Linked DNA regions of Homo sapiens: region 1 is linked to region 2. Evidence: chromatin loops called from intact Hi-C (ENCODE). Cell type or tissue: chondrocyte. All regions are shown on one strand. Each heading gives the region's core, and the rest is flanking DNA. Links, peaks and the distances in the headings are about the cores only. Region 1 holds the start of ARHGEF9 (Cdc42 guanine nucleotide exchange factor 9). Region 2 overlaps ARHGEF9 (Cdc42 guanine nucleotide exchange factor 9).

Region 1 (8,334 bases), core at 190-8,189, 55 kb after region 2:
GGTTGAAAGTAAACAATAATAACATAGTGATTATAAAGACAAAAAAAACAGAATGTGGGTCACTTCAATTCTGTCATTCTGTGTGACCAATTGTAGTTTTATGTGTGCTTAAAATCTAAAACAGTGAAACAATGAAAATTGAAAGGTGTAATACTTCTATTTAGTGAGTGCACATTGTAGTTTATACATGAGTTAAATTTTGAATTTGAATATCTTTACCATTAAAATGTATTGTTTTCCTCGGTAATTGAAAATAAAAGAATAAATCAAGAAAATAATAAATAGTACTGATTATTACTGAAAATAATTTTTTCATATATAAGACTATTAAAAATGATCCATTCTAGATATTACAGATAAACAGTAGGTGTACCACAACACTGAAGTGCTAATAATACACTTAATCTTCTTCTCCAGAATTCCAGAAAGCAGGGTATTAATTTATTGGTAATCCACATAGAACCAAGTCTCAATTAGCCCTACCATGGTCAGAAGTCCAAAAGCAGATCACTCGAACATTGACTTAGATATGAAATGCCCCTCCATGTATAGACCCACTCTATGTTCTTTCTAGCCCCACTCTTAGCGATCTGAGGGTCCGAGCAGGTGATCAGAAAGGAGAAAGACACGTATCATCTATAAACAATGATGTCAGTCATTTCATATAGATCATCTCCACCATTATCACCCTGATCCAAGCAACCATCACGTCTAACCTGGGCCTCCTCACAGTTCTCGTCCTTGTCCCACTACAATTTAGCCTCCTGTTAAAATTTAAGTCAGATCATGTCCCTCATCTGTTCAAAACCTTTCAATGGCTCCCAATCTCACTCAGAATAATGCCCTATAAAAGTGGCTGTTTTCTCTCTGATTTCATCTATCCTTCTTCCATGTACTAATTCTTTATCCCAAGGACATTGGCCTCCTTGCTGTTCTTTAAACAAACCAGTTGTGTTCTTTCTGGATGTTCTTTATGCCTAAAATCCTCTTCTCCTAAACATATACACAGAGCTTGTTCCTGCACTTCCTTCACATCTTTGCTCAAATGCCCCTTAACTAGTGAGGCTTTGATGGATCTAATATACCATCCAACTTCCCATGTGTCTCTATGCTCTTAACAGGTTTTATTTTTTTTCCTAGTGATTACCACCTCCTGACATAGTGTATATTCATTTCTGTTATGGTTTAATGAACTTCACAACCCCTAGAATATAAGCTCCATGAAAGTGAGGAATTTTTTTTCATTGTGATCTCCCCTGAACTTAGATCAGTGTCATTTCATAGCAGATCCCCTACATTTGTGTTGAATAAATTAATGACCCGATAGTACCTATAAAAAGGCACTTTATCCCCATTTTATGTAAGAGAATACTGAGAATAAAGTAGGTTCGACAATTGGTAATAGTTTCAGGACTGAGAAACATAAAAGCCGGGTCCTAAACCTCTGATTTGTTACTCTGAGAACAGTGTTCTTTCCAATTTAGGCATACTGGCTAACCCAGCACAAACTGGCATTGCAGAAAGAAGCCAAGAATAAATAACAATTTACCGTCCAGTGTGAACTCACAGTTTAGCATCCTGTATCTATGAGACAGATTTTATTCTGTAAAATCTTGAACAATGTTTTATGTTCAAGGCCCACGATTTACATGTAACACTTGAAATAAGTTACTACAGTCAAATGTACTAAAAAGAAATCTCACTGTTATAAAAAGCTCAGTTTGTACTTCGGGCACCTTGCAAACGAAAGAACAAGGAGCAAAGATCTTTCAGCTAGCCACGTTATAAAATGGTGGCTAGATACACAATCCCTATTTGTTCGTAATGAGCCACTAGTTAAATTTTATCCAACACATACTTCTAGGAATCTGAGAATCTAAGGCCTAGAAGGAATTTTGGTGCTTATTAACATCCGCATTTAATAGGTAAGAAATCTGAGGCCCAAAGGATTTCTGTTAGTGGCAAGGCCAAAACTTAGAGGTTCCCTGCCTCTCAGGCAAGAATAGAGTTTACTACTCCCATCTCTTGAATTCTGGTAAACAGCTAAATAAATGCTTTCATCATATAATATTCATTGTCTCAGTCCTCTAAGAATATTATGAGATTTTTCCCCATCAACCAATCCTTAATTACACAGTCTCCACAAGATGTCTGCCACCCTTTTCTCTCTCATACACTGTTGGCAAAACTTCAAATTTCTTCATTAATTTAACCTGTTGTCAATGAGTGGCTCTGGGCCCCTATACTTCAATATATTTGGGAGAGGAAGTAAGTCTCACCCTGACCCAGTTCCCAGTTGCCAGAAATGCCAGGACTGGCATGGATTTTTTTCGGGTAATTTTTTTTTTTTTTTTTTGAGATGGAGTTTCGCTCTTGTTGCTCAGGCTGGACTGCAACGGCACAATCTCGGCTCACCGCAACCTCCCCCTCCTGGGTTCGAGTGATTCTCCTGCCTCAGCCTCAGGCATGTGCCACTACGTCCAGCTAATTTTGTCTTTTTAGTAGAGACGGGGTTTCTCCACGTTGGTCAGGCTGTTCTTGAGCTCCCGACCTCAGATGATCCACCCGCCTCGGCCTCCCAAAGTGCTGGGATTACAGGCGTGGGCGGCCGCGCCCGGCTTTCAGGTAAATTTAATGGCACTAGATCATCCTGAAGAAAGTCCTTTCCCAAGATCATGACTATGTTCCTTTCTTCCCCTCTCAGCACCATTTGAGCAAATGATTGGTGGAGCAGTGGGGAAGGACTGTGGCAGTCAGGAGACTCAAGTGCTAGACTCAGCTTTGCCTCCAAGGAGTTTGTGGTCCTGGGCAAGTCTCTCCCACTCTCTGGATCCCAGCTTTCCTGGCTGGACAGCAAGGACTCTAAGGTCTTTACCTGCTCTAATCTTTTCTGGTTCTACAAACATTTGATGCAGCTTTAATGGGACCTCAGGGAAGTAGGGAGGTCTGGGAAGAAGGGTCTTTTGAAGCCCCAGCACATAGGCATATGAACCGGATGCCCTTAAGAACCACTGAAACAGAGATCTAACAAAACTCTGAGGAAGGGAAGAGGACAGCCCCTCTGAATATAGTCCTAGCCCACACCAGATTCCCTCTTCCCCTCCACAATGAAAGCAAAAATGGAGTTAAATATCAGTTTTTGCCCAACCACTTCAGGCTACTTTCCTTCATCTGCGGGTTATGGGTGGCAGCGTAGAAGTGTGGGCTATTGCCATCAGTGCCTGCTGACCCAACCTAACTGCCTTCTAAGGCCCTTTTGCTTATGCCTCCCAGCTGAGGACAAAGTCATGGGGGCCTCCCACTCCCCAGAGGCCCTAACCAGGCTTAAGCTGCTCCTGGCTAAGTCAGAGAGGCATCAAAATGCAGCCACCACTTCCTCTCTGCAAAAGGAAGTCATTCCAAGGTCTCCAGGTGGAGAAGGGAACACCATGGCATAAAATGAACTGTTGGAGGATTATACTAAACACACACACAAGCACACACTCCTTGGGAGGGAGAGAAGAGCTCTGTTAACTGACTGTGGCCCAAGCCCATTTCCAGAATGTGGGTTTCTGCAGCTGTCTCTCCTTGACAAAGCCCCAAGTGTGGACAGGGTGACCCCAGCCCGGACAAGGAAGGGCTTTAGGGCTCCCTCAGGCAGCTTCCTGAGAGAGAGAGAGTGGCTCTCTGGCCCTCATGCTCTGGGGCTGACCAGGGAAAGGAGTTGCAGAAAATCTAGTTGGGGGCAGGGGGGAGTCATGCAGCTCTCCCATAAGGCCCCCTCCACAATTCCAGGCTTTGTGACCGTCCCCTCCCCCCACAACCCCGTGCCAGCTTGTCAGCCTCCTGCGAGCTTCACTGCTTCCAGAGAAGCCCTCTGCCATCCCCCTTCCCTCTCTGGCCTCCCAAGTGACCCCTGGGATGTTCCTGGGCACATAATCTGGCCCCCACCCCTATTCCACCTTAATCTCAGAGGGAGATAGAAAAGTGGAGGGGGATGGTAGGGGGGTTTCCTGGGCAGGCAGGCTAGCAGGGACTCCTAAAATGGCCACAGCAAGCTCACTGGTGTCTCAAGGACGGCGGCTAGGGCGGTGGGCAGAGGCCAGGGTGCTCACTGCCTTGTGGCTCGTTGGAGGAACTGGAGGTGGGGCTGGGGGACTGAGAGGCTCAAGCAAGGGAAGCCAAGGTTACATGCACTCACCATTCCCGATCCGCCCCTTATCCACTGCATGGTGCTTGCGAAGTCCGGCTTCTCTGAGGCCCCGTAGCTGGCGCGAGTTGTCGCGGGCTGACTAGAAGGGCTGGGCTGAAGCAAGCGAGAGCCCCAGCGCCCCCTCCGCCGCCCCTCCTCCACAGCCCTACAACCCAATCCCCTCCGCCCCGGACCTCGCCTTCAGTCAGTTTGTTCCATGCCAACCGGCAGGCTCTGTCTCTCCGCCCTGCTGCTCCTAGAGGTCTTGGCAGGGAGAGGTGCGAGTGTGGGGGGGTCCTAATGGGCTGCTTTTGTCCCCCACCAAGGCTTGAGAACTGTGGGGGTGGGGTGCAGGGAGAGGATGGGGGCGAATAGCCTCCGCCCGCCCAGGAGAAGGCAGCTGCTACCTCTGCCTGCCTCCCGCTGCGCTGGAGTTAGATGCTGTTTATTGTGGGGCTTCCCAATTGTGTCGAGTCAGCGGAAAGTCCTTTCCAAAGTTACCAGAGGTGTTGTGCCAATCTCCAGAATAATAAGATCCTGCCCCAGTGGAGCCAAGCCAGCACTCTCATGCCTCCCTCCCCCACCCTCCCTCTGCATACTCCCCTAGGGTCTTCTCTCTTTGTGTACTATCTGAGAGCTTTCATCTGCATTACTTTCACTTCTCAGAACAACCCTGTAGAGGCAGCCATTAGTATCTCCAAGTTATAGATAAATAAATGGAGGTTTGGAAGAGGGAAGGGGCATAAGGTCACATTAAAGAAAAAAAAAAGATAAATCCTCGACTTTACCCTCTGCGGCTTTCCAAGCCTCTTTCGGCTATCTCTCCCTTTCTATCTCACACACACCACTCCAGGCTTCTCCTTCATGCCCTTAGGAACATGAAAGGTAGCTTGTTGATGGACGAATTTTCCATTTGCTTATTTTGCTGAGAATGAGTTGAATGCACATCAGCGAAACAGGCAAACGGAGAAACCACCCACCTCTTTATGATTCCCCCAACTCTGGGGAACACAACACAGGCTGGTACCTTTGCTTAGGCTAAAAATTGACTTTGTCAGTCACACTAACATCTGTTATTATCCCTTATAATCCTCACAGTAACTCTATGAGATGGACACAACAAGGATTCTTAATTGCCCACCATTACAGACTTGAACACTGAAGCCCAGAGATTGAAAGACTTCTGCTTAAAGTAGCACAGCCAAACAAGACAAGAATCCAAGGCTCCTGACTAGAAGAGCAGGTCAGGCAAAGACAGAATTGCAAAAACAGAGGTTGCAACCAAAGTAAAAGGAGTTACAGTATGATATTAGAAAGAAGTTCCTGGAGATAATTGACATGAAGACATCACTGGCCTGTTACACGTACTTTATTTGTCCTCTTCTTTTTAGCACAACTTCTGCACTTCATCCAACCTGTTGTTTTGTCCATGCAGAGCTGGGCAAAGATAGAAGCAGTACCTTAATGAGCACCCCATCATGGGAGGTGTACAAGCAGAAGCTGAATGACCCTTTGGCAAGGGATTCCTGAATCAAATGGGAGGTTGCCCTGGATGACCTTTCAACTTCCCTCCCAAGTCTGGTAACCCAGGCATCAGTGATTCCACAATGTTCTCTCACTTTCCCATCTCTGGGCCTTCTTTCATGCTCAGTATCTTGGATGCACCTCCCCTGCCAACCAGCCCATTCAAACTGTCATGACTGTTCAAGATCTGGCACCAGGCACACCACCTTTAGAAAGCTTTCCAGGAATACCTCCAGGCCCTGATTTTGTCATCTTTCATTTGATTCCTATAGCACTACGATTTCACTGTCTCGATTAAAAATGATCTTTTTATTTCCTGGATGTTACGGGCTGAATTGTTTTCCCCCAAAATTTATATGTTGAAGTCCTTCCAGTACCTCAGAATCTGATGACTCGGAGAAGACAGTCATCTAAACAGCAAGCCAAGGAGAGAGGCCTCAGAAGACCCAACCCCACTGATACCTTGTTCTCAGACTTCTGGCCTCCAGGATTATAAGAAACTCAATTTCTGTTGTTTAAGCCACAGAGTCTGTGGTATTTTGTTATGGCACAGCCCTAGCGAACTAACACAATGGTCATATGAACATTTTACTGTCCCCTTTCACTTAAATGGCATTATGTGTTTTTGAAGCAGTGGCAATGAATTACTAATTTCTGCATCTTCTACAACAGTGACTGGCACATAGTAAATACCCAATAAAAACTTGGAATTTTTTGATGGATGCATTCATTCAACATTATCATTTAGCCCCTGTGTGCCAGGCATTGTGACAGATGCTCAGGATACAAGACAAAGTTCCTCATGGACCTTACAATCTACTTACAGAAGAGAGATAGACAATAAATAAGTAAACAAACAAAAATATTTAGAGATTGTAATATGTGCTCTGAAGGATATAAACCAATTTATGTGATGTGAGTAGCCCTGGAATTGTGGAAAGTATCTGTGCCGGTCATGGTCCAATCAGGAAAATAAAAACCACCCTAGGTCTTTTAAACTGCGAGCATTTAATGCATGACACTTACAGAGCTAACAAGCCAGACAGAGGATGAGGATGCAGCAACCTAGCATTTAACAAACACAGAAAGCTGCTACCACTCGTAGGGATGGACGGATAACAGATGAAGCCATGCAGAAGCTAAAATCATGGGTTGGACAGCCTATTGGAAGCAGGTGCCATGAATGGAAGAGTTGTTCAAGAGGAGCTGGAGCCATGGAGGAATACAGCTACCACCAGAAAACACCTCTCTGATACAGGTGGTGGGAGAAATACCCTGGGTTCTCCCTTCCTCCTAGCCACCAATCTCCTGTACATGTCTCCCATTGGACAAAAGAAGTGAGAAAGCAAGGAAATCTAACAAATGTAATTTTCAGGAGAAGAGTGGAGAATGGATCTGGATGCAAACAGGCCAGTGTTAATATAAAGCCTAGGGACTCCTGCAAAAAACAGGTGCCTAGAGACTCCTGCAAAAAACGTGTTGATCCCAGAGGTGTAAATAGATGCTGTTGAATCCAGTCATTATGTCTTGAGCACCTATTTGCCTAGAACCATATGAGTAGTTAGAGGAGACATAATGTAGTTGGTAGGGCATAATCTCTGAAGTCAGAACAACTTGGATTGTATTCAGTTATTGGCTTTGCCACTTACTTGGGCAGATTATTCAATGTTCTATGCCCTGACAGTTTCTTTATCTGTGAATAGGGCTGACAAGATAGTTACAAAGATTTGATAAATTTGTCCAAGGAAAGTACTTAGCACAGGGCCTGGAAGCCAGTAAGAATTCAGGACAGGACAATAGAAATCTGGAAAAGGGGTTTCCATAATCTCTGTGTTCACTCTCTTGAAGTCCTGTGATCTCCCAGAAGCCTCTTTGGTACCTAGCCAGGCACCAGCTCTCCACTCTAGTAGAGGGCCATGAGCAAAATGAAGAGAAAGACAGTCATGTCCCAGCTTATCTGTGACTCAGGTTCTCCAGTCATACAATGAACACACTAATTGTGTACCTAAGAGTGTTAAAGAATCACTGATCCATAGATATCAGAGTTGGCCTTAATAATTGTAAAGATTATTTCCTCCAACAGTCTCATTTTACTGATGAGAAGATATAGCCCCAGGGAATGGAAGGAGCTCCCAAAGTCACAAAGTAAGTTAGTGGCTGAGCTGGGATAAAAACTCAAACCCTTGATTCTCCAGTGAGTGGAGTGCAGTAGTGAAAACGGGTAAATACTGAAAGGACACAACTACTATAATTCCAAATATTGGAGGCCCAAGACTAACGTGTATATTATAAACTCTTATCTTTACAAAGCAATATTTCGTACATACATTACTACCTATTTTTATTTATTCATAAAATCAATAAATATGTGTGCCTACAATGTGCCAGGTATAGTATGTTAAGCACTGATGCCATAGCAGTGAACAAGATGGACAGAGTTCATGCCCTCATTTCTATTCAATAAACAACTAAATCTGGTAAGCAAATGTGCTAATACAGATGGTGATAAGTGCTATAAAAGAAAGAAAGTGAAGGGATAGAGTAACTCTGGGGGAGGAAAGGGAGTTTAGATAAGGAAGGCTTCTCCAAGGAGAAGGTATTCAAATTAAGGCCTAAAGGCTTAAGGCGAGCCAGCCATG
Region 2 (8,334 bases), core at 200-8,199:
CAGGTTGGAGTGCAGTGGCGCAGTCTTGGCTCACTGCAACCTCCACCTCCTGGGTTCAAGCGATTCTGGTGTCTCGGCCTCCCAAGTAGCTGGGACTACAGGCGCACGCCACCATGCCCAGCTAATTTTTGTATTTTTAGTAGAGATGGGGGTTTTTCCATGTTGGCCAGGGTGGTCTCAAACTCCTGACCTCAAGTGATCTGCCCACCTCAGCCTCCCAAAGTGCTAGGATTACAGGTGTGAGCAACTGCACCTGGCCATTTACCTATATTTTAAAGATGAGGAAACTGAGGCTCAGAAAGGTGACCTAGTCCTTCAGCCAATAACACAAGTAATACATTATGAAGCTGGGTCTTCTAACTTTGTGTGCTCTTACAATTATCAAACTGTACTACCAATGTCTACTCATTATCTATACTGAACTCCATCTATGATATCATAAGCCAGTTGGCTCCTATTCTTAAAGAACCCTACAGGAGATGTACACAGCCACCTTTAATCATAGGTGCCCCTGATGCTGAGGACATTCATTTTTATGTTGAACTTGCTTTCTTCCAATTGTACTAAAAGTCAATTTCTCCTTGTTTTGGCCTCAGTGAAGAAAAAGAAAAGCTGGTCACTGGCTTACTAAAGTAAATTTTTATAGAGAAGTCTCCCCTCTCCTGGAAAAGATGGGTCCCAAGTGGGCATTGTTAGAACTCAGTAAGCACATACAGCCCCAACCCAGAGCACCATTAAGACCTGTAGTTTAAAGCTATATCCATAGCTTTTTATCAAGGGTCAAAGAGTATCTCAGTATCAATTACCAACCTTCTGCTCAGGACACTATCTGTGGTGCTCTTTGAGGTCTCCCAGGCCCAGATCTGGCTGATTCCACTGTCTATACTTTTTTACTTTGCAGTCTTCTTTTCAGGAACTCCATGCCTGGCTTTTCCCAGAAGCAGATCGCTGACTTTTGTCCCCCATTTAGTCCAGCTGATATACCTGGGCCCTCAGGTCACAAGGCTCAGCTATACCCTGGACAAAGCCAATCTAGGACCTAGTGGTCACAAAAACAACTAACCAACTTGCAAGCCTGTTGTCAGGGCCTACTTAGAATCAATGACTGTCAGAATTGGACAGAATTTTAAAGATCATCACCTTCATGCCCTCATTTTATAGATGAGGTTTAACAAAAGTAACTTGCCTACAGTCATCAAATGGTCAGCCTTCTGGACTAGTGTTTTTTCTAACATAACACCACAGAGAGGGAATACAGGTAGAAAAAATAATCTGAATTTAAGACCTTGTTATACTACTAGCTAAAGGTGTAATGATAATTATGATGATGTTAGCTAATAAAGAGCGCTATTATGTCAGGCACTATTCTAAACACGTTATATACATTAATTCATTCAAGCCTCACAGCAGCCCTTTAAGGAAAAACTATTACTATTCATATCTTACAGATGAGGTAGCTGAAGCTCAAAGAAGTTAAATAATTTGCAGTTCACACAGCCAATAACTACTGAAGCCATTATTCCAGTAGAGGCACAGTCTGGCTCTAGAGACTCTGCTCTTAACTTATAAACTATTCTGCCTCTGGGTCCCAGTTTCTTCACCTATAAAATGGGGATAATTCTACTCTACCATCTGCTTTGTAGGGTATAAAACACTGAACTGAGAGCTGACAGGTATGTGCATGGAGGTGAGAGGAACGCTAATCCAGAAGGCGTTAACAGCTGTGTGGGGCTTCTGTGTTCTCTCCTCACAAACACAAGCCGGAGCAAAGGGATGTTCCTCCCTCATCTTCTGAGTTGTTTTGAAAATGTAAACTAAACTTAACCTGGAAATTGGTTCCAAATCTTCCATTTGTGTACAGAATTAACTTTTAACTTGCTACAATTTTTGTTAAAATGCACTTTGCTCTGCTCATCCATCTTCCATCCAACATTCATTCATTGAGCTCCTACTGTGTGCAGGGATCTGCTCACTGTGACTCAGCTGCAGTCCTTACCTGAAGAACAAAGGGTTTCCAGGTACCAACAATGCATATCTTTCCAGCAGGACGCAAAGGTGGTTTTATGGGCACGCATACCTACCTTCGATTCTGGGCTTTACTACTTTAGAAAGTAGCAATGACAATAGGAGGTGAGGAATAGAAGAGGAGTCAGAAACACAAACTTAAATGTAATTGTCAGCATGTAATTATGACATCTAGGAGTATAATTTCACAAAAGCCAAAGAGTTTCTAACTATACAACCTTGGGTCTCAGTTTTTTCATCTGCAAAATGGGGGTAATAATGTTTGCCTCACAGGCAGGGTTATAGAGAGGGTGAACTCAGATGGTGGATATACAGTGCCTGGCATGTGCTGGCCTAGTACAAGACTTCAGAGAAAGGAGGTTGATTACACATGGGTATTGGGCTATAGAAAGGTTTTGTGTGGCAATGAAGATAGCCCTTAAAGGATGGGTAGGATGGTACCAGATACAGGAGGAAAGGGAGGGGCATTTGAAGCAGAGAAATGAGATTAAGCCAAGTCTCAGAGAAGAAGACTGGGAAATGTGATGGTGAACAAGTAGTGGAGTTTGGAGAGGTTAGGGTTGGGAAAGGGGAGTGGAGGGAGTGATGGCTAAAAAGGTGAGTGAAGTCATGTTTGAAGGACCTTGAATCTAGTCTGAGGAAAAGAAAAAGGTCAAAGTTAATTTTTGGGTGCAAACGTCAATTAAAGCATAGGACAAATTAGGAGGAAATATTGGCTTGGCTTTGCAAAAGAAGTGATGACAAATTTTCTCTTTAAGGTGTTAAATATGGGGGGCCAGCAGGACATGCAGGTGGGTGGGAAGCTCAAGAGAGATTAGGGTATATATACAGGGTTGGGAATCAATGGCCCAGAAGAAATTGTGAAAATCAGAGTTTGCCCTGGAAAAAAGTGCTAAGGCCAGAAGCCTTGGGAAATCAAGATTTATGCTTAAAGATGGAATGTGAGGTAAGGAACAGAAAAAGAGCTACATAAATAAAACTAAAAGAAGCTGTTAGCACATCATTAGGATACAAAGGAGCATGATCTCTCAAAAGTCAAAGACAAGAGTTTCAAGCAGCAAGAGCTCATCAACATTATCAAATGGTACAGAGCTATAAAAAAGAAAACCAAGAAAAGGCCATTTGGGAGTAGCTATAGCAGAGATTATATTCTCTATTCCCAAACTGGTTTATATTCCCTCCCTGCCAAAATCCAACTGTTACCATCCTTCATCTTGCAAGCCTATCATAAAGCCAGAAGATGGAGCAGCATCATTCTAGCAAGGTACTCAAAGAGCTCTGAGCCTTAGGACAGCACTACTGTGGCTTCTAACAAAATAATTCCCAATCCCCAGGACATTTCAGAGGAAGCACTAAATATAGGGAAGCTCTTGCTCAGACTTACAAGTGAGTGGGACACATAGTGTTTCCCACTCCCACATCAACAAAACTTTTGGACATGAATAAGAGGATGGGGAGGGTTAAGAGTCCTGCATTATGCTTAAAGACAGAATAGGATATTATTTCTTTGTATCCAGATTTCCGAAGACAATCCTAATATCAAATATTCTATCTAATTGCTCCCCAAAGTAGATATATCTGTTTATCAGCTGTCATGTGCCTTGATTTTTAACCTAGAAATATGATTGCTATACCCTGGAGGCACTGGGAGTCTGAGATCTAAGGCTGGTCTCTGTGACCAAAAAAGGCATGTGTGTTTGCAGTGAGCTTGGGGTGGCCAGTGGACCCTTTCAGTGGGAACAGAAGAAGAAATGGGAAAGACAGAAGGAAAGTAAAAGAGTTATAAAGGGAAGGACGAAGCAAGAGAAGCTTATACTTGTAGAAAACATATGCTGCAAACTGGATAAAGGGCTTTCTTTTGTGATTTCAACCTCTATAATTCTCCAATGTAAGCATTAACATCTCCATTTTTACTGAAGATGACTTGTGAGATAAAACAAGTAACCCACAGTTACCCAGTTAGTAGGTGGTGGAGCAGATTTAAATCTCCAGTTGGCCTTACTCTACAGCTTTGCTATTTGCCAGTCCCCCATGGAACCAGTCAAATGGCAGGGAGGGGGACCAGCTCACCCTGTGAATGACCTACAGCAGTGATTCTCAGTTCCTCAGAGGTCTTGTTAAAACACAGGTTGCTGGGCCACATAGGCCTTGAGTATTGATTAGGTAGGTCTGAAGTGCAGCTTGAGAACCTGCATTTCAAATAGATCCCCAGGTGATACTGATGCTGCTGGTCTGGGAATCACATCTGGAGAACCACTGCCCTAATGGACTGTCCTAGTGTAGGCCCTACCCTTGCCTCTTCTGATGCCTCATTCTTCACAGATTTCCCCATGCCACACCATATGTTGTGCTCCCTGCCTCCAGCACTCCCTTCCTATCTACAAGGCCTTCCTCAGTTGTTGGTAAATGTCTGCAAAAGGGTATTTGGGGTCATGTAAGCAGCATGCCCAATGTCAGGCTGTGTTAACACAGGAAAAAACTTGGGATTATGGCTGTCACCCAGTCTTTTAGAGCCATGCCACTTATCTACAACTTCTTGTTCTTCCCCTCTAGTTCAACAGCACCACCCCCAAAATAGACATTTAATTAGCCTTGGTGGCTGTCAGAAATATTAGTGTTTTAATAAGAAGCAGCAGAAGGGAGAATGGGTTAAAAAATGTGAACCTCACATGTATGGAATAGCAAATATGCCAATTGCCATGAAGGTAGATGAGCTGGACCTGCCTTCCAAGAAGCTCCGTAGGAGGAAAAGGAGGGACATGACAGGGGTTTGCCTATGAGGTTTTCTCAGGTTGGTGTCTGCCCGTATCCTCTCAGAAGGCCCCCTTCTCCTGAACAGCTAAACTTGGGCAAGAGCAAATTATTTTCCCTTGCTCCCTTAAGCATATCTAAAACAAGCTGAGATTTTATGCTCTCTCCTGAAAAAGCTAGATTCCTTTTAATACAGCCTTGAAAACGCTCTGGCTATCTTGCCCAAAGTGTTGAAGGATAATCATCCTCCCTATTTTTGGGAAGGTGTGAACCAGGCTGCCCCAACAATAGCTATGAGGTACCATGGTGTACAGTAAAGACTCAGATTGGCTATTGGAAGAAAATCTGCCAGTAACTCACCAAATGATCTTGGACAGGTCCCTTTCCCTGTCTCAGTTTTTTTTTTTTTTTTTTTTTTTTTTAGATAGAGTCTTGCTCTGTTGCCCAGGCTGGAGCGCAGTGGTGCAATCTCGGTTCACTGCAACCTCCACCTCCCGGGTTCAAGTGATTCTCCTGCCTCAGCCTCTAAAGCAGCTGGGATTACAGGCATCTTCCACCACACCTGGCTAATTTTTTGTATTTTTCGTAGAGACAGGGTTTCACCATGTTGGCCAGGCTGGTCTTGAACTCCTGACCTCAGGTGATCCGCCTGCCTTGGCCTCCCAAAGTGCTGGGACTACAGGCGTGAGCCACCGCACCCAGCCCGTCTCAGTTTTTTTACATGTCAAGTGACAGACTGGAACCATACAGATGACCTCTCAAGTCCCTTCCAGCTCTGGTATTCTACTGAGGCTAACACTTACTCTGCAAAGGACGGGGATGTCATTATTGCAGCTTAATTCTCCTCACCCTTCTTTGTGCTTGATAGGATGCTTTTACTGCTTTCTGCTCAAAAAAATGAGAACTTTTTCCTGAAGATAACTCACTCAAGCATTGCTGGCAACACAGTCAGACTACCTGGGAAAATTGAGAAGTGGGCTTCCCACTTAAACCCTTGACTGCCGCATTCAAAAGTCAATAGGGACCTTTGCTTTTTGTTCTCTCCACTTAGTTCTTCAGATGAATCATCCTTCTCATGACATCAGTTCTCGCTCACCTCCAGTCCCATATTTCCTACTGCCTGCTCCACATTTCACTGGATGGCCTGCTACCACCTCCAATAAAATGCAAAATTCATCATATTCCCCCATTCTCCCTCCTTCTCAATTTTTCCCATTTAAGGAAAATCTTCTGGCCCTGCTATTTCTTTCTTCTTCATGTCTCTCCCTCTCAGATACAACGCATTCTCTTCATTCCCACTGTCTTATCCTGGTCCTCATCAGCTCAAACTGTCTCCCAACCGGCTTCCTTGGCCCTTACAGGTCTGTCCCTTCCTCAAGCTATGCCTTAATGATGCGAATCTTAAAGCATTTTTGCTAGTATCACTCCTCAAGCTCAAGAAGCTTCAGTAACTCCCCACTATCTCAAAGCTCTCCTTAATCTAGCCTCATCTCTGGATCCAACCTTTACCTCTAACAAGGCAGGGGCTTTCCACCACTCTTGTCAAAATGAGTCTCTTGCATCCTTCTCATGACATCAGCTGTCACTCACCTCCAGTCCCACATTTCCTACTGCCTGCTCAACATTTCACTGGATGGCCTGCTACTGCCTCCAATAAAATAATGATCAATCCTACTTCTGTGCCTCTGATTTGGCCATATCCTTAGCCAATGGTTACACGTAGCGACACTGGGGCCAGGCTGCTTCTTCCTAGCTGTGTGATTGTGGCCGACCTACTCCGTAATCCCTTCTCTGATGACTCCAGGCTGCATCCTCTCTCTCTCTCTGCCTCTTTCAGTAACCTTATCTACCTAGGATAAGCAGAAAACAAAAATTTGGAAGAGCTATTCAAGTTGCTGACCAGAGTGTTATTCTTCAAATAACCAGAGTATATACTTCTGAATGATAGGTCTAAAACATAAGCTTAATCCATAATGAACAATGTGTATACTCCACTTAAAGTTCTGACTTGAGTTCTAAAAGCAAGCAAACTCTGAGGCAGAACACAGCAATAGAGTAAGCATCTCTGTCAGGTGGCAGAACAATTTATGGGGCCAAGGAAATTGTTTACATAATATGTACCCAGCTGCCCTATATGCCAGTCCATTGTTGCCAGGATTTATTGCTAGGTGGCTTCTATGGCAGGCCAGTTTTTGCTAAAGATCTGCACTGGTGCCCAGTGATCACCAGGGAAAGAGGCAGAGATAGATGCTAGGTAAGAAAAATCCCACTGTGAATATCAAAAACATCCCAAGAGTTGCTTTTTCTTTTCCTCAGGTTTTAACATTTTGCACTTGATTGTTTCCAGTTTCAATGTGGGTGTTGCTATTGCCCACAAGTAAATAATTTCATTTCTTGGCAGAATAATTAATGCACTCAAGTGATAATGACTCTAAATATGCTGAATGGAAGTATGTACATATATTTTTTCATGACACAAAATCATCTTTTTCCTAATTTGGGTGTGTGATTTGTGAGTCATTACACATCAGTTTCCTTCAATATCCCATTATACTATCCAGTTTTCACTTTAATAAAATGAAAGATCTACTGTTCAGCCACACCTGGCAGACACAAAAGGTAGGCCTAGATGGGGTCAGCCTTGAGCAAGACAGACCACCTGATCTAGAGCCCAATATGAACAGTGGTCATAAGCCGATTCACACTTTCCAGGACCTTTTAGGACATTTTAGCTTGGAAAACCCAGAGAAGCCCCTTAGGGCATGATGCCATCCAGAATATTTTCTCACTGAGGCTAATAACAAAGAACAGCTTCTTCCTGCACTTCTTCCAAAGGAAGTTAAAAGGTGATCTCTGCTCTAATGGTGACCCAACAGATGAGAAAAGGGTTGTTGCTTGCTTGTCTGGACCTTAGCAATAGATGGTAAGAAACCCAAGCCAGTAGCTCAGCCAAATGGGCCCAGGAGTTTCTGAAGTGAGACCCAGCTGCTGCCTCAAAGTTCACAATGTTAAGAACTTGGTCTTGTTTAGAGAATGATCCCCTTTAAAGAAAATGCAGCCAAATGGGCCAAGGATTGCACAGATCAGAGAGAAGACATGTTTCTGAATGGCCAACCTAGATGATGTTGGCTAGAGAAGGTCCTATATACTACAACAGCTCCCAATCTGATAAACATTAGCTTGTATCTACAAAATATCTTGGAAACAGGAGTAATTGTCAAGTTATTCTGGGATATTTTGGCACTTCTGACGCATTACAACACTGTTTCTTAATGTGAGGTCCACAGACCCCTGCTCAGAACCACCGTACCATATTTATTAATAACAAGCAACCAGAGTGATTCTGAATCACGTGCCACACTGAAACCAACTGTCTTAATCTTTCTGGGACCAGAGAGTTTATATTGCAGGAATTTCCTCTTACTGCACTGGGCCACTCAAAAGAAACCAGAATCTCTGGAACTCCAACTCTAGGCTTATCCTTCTTGTGTCAGATTCCAGAAAGGCTGAGGAATTACGGTGGCCTGTCGGAGAGGATTTCTCCCAGCCTGCCTTGAG

What was found. A loop is a pair of places that touch in the nucleus more often than their neighbours do. Peaks named below come from ENCODE experiments on the same cell type or tissue, not always from the same donor. Only the 100,000 strongest peaks of a DNase experiment are listed, where the experiment ranks them.
Region 1: a loop joins it to region 2, with 3 times the contacts of the local background. A loop is called at or near these places in 3 of 110 quality-filtered maps.

What each region holds. Positions count from the first base shown.
Region 1 is chrX:63,780,936-63,789,269 of GRCh38, forward strand. It overlaps ARHGEF9 (Cdc42 guanine nucleotide exchange factor 9), which reads right to left and starts at 4,279. Exons shown (of 10, transcript NM_001353921.2): 1 at 4,181-4,279. The coding sequence starts at 4,210. MIR1468 (microRNA 1468) reads right to left here and starts at 5,152; the gene lies at 5,067-5,152. In chondrocyte, for the core only: no CTCF peak of the experiment used is centred there; DNase peaks (open chromatin) are centred at 4,166 and 4,266.
Region 2 is chrX:63,726,381-63,734,714 of GRCh38, forward strand. The region is part of intron 1 of ARHGEF9 (Cdc42 guanine nucleotide exchange factor 9); the gene reads right to left. Among named protein-coding and RNA genes, the nearest start is that of ARHGEF9, 55 kb to the right of the region's middle. In chondrocyte, for the core only: a CTCF peak has its summit at 3,256 (motif pointing right); no DNase peak of the experiment used is centred there.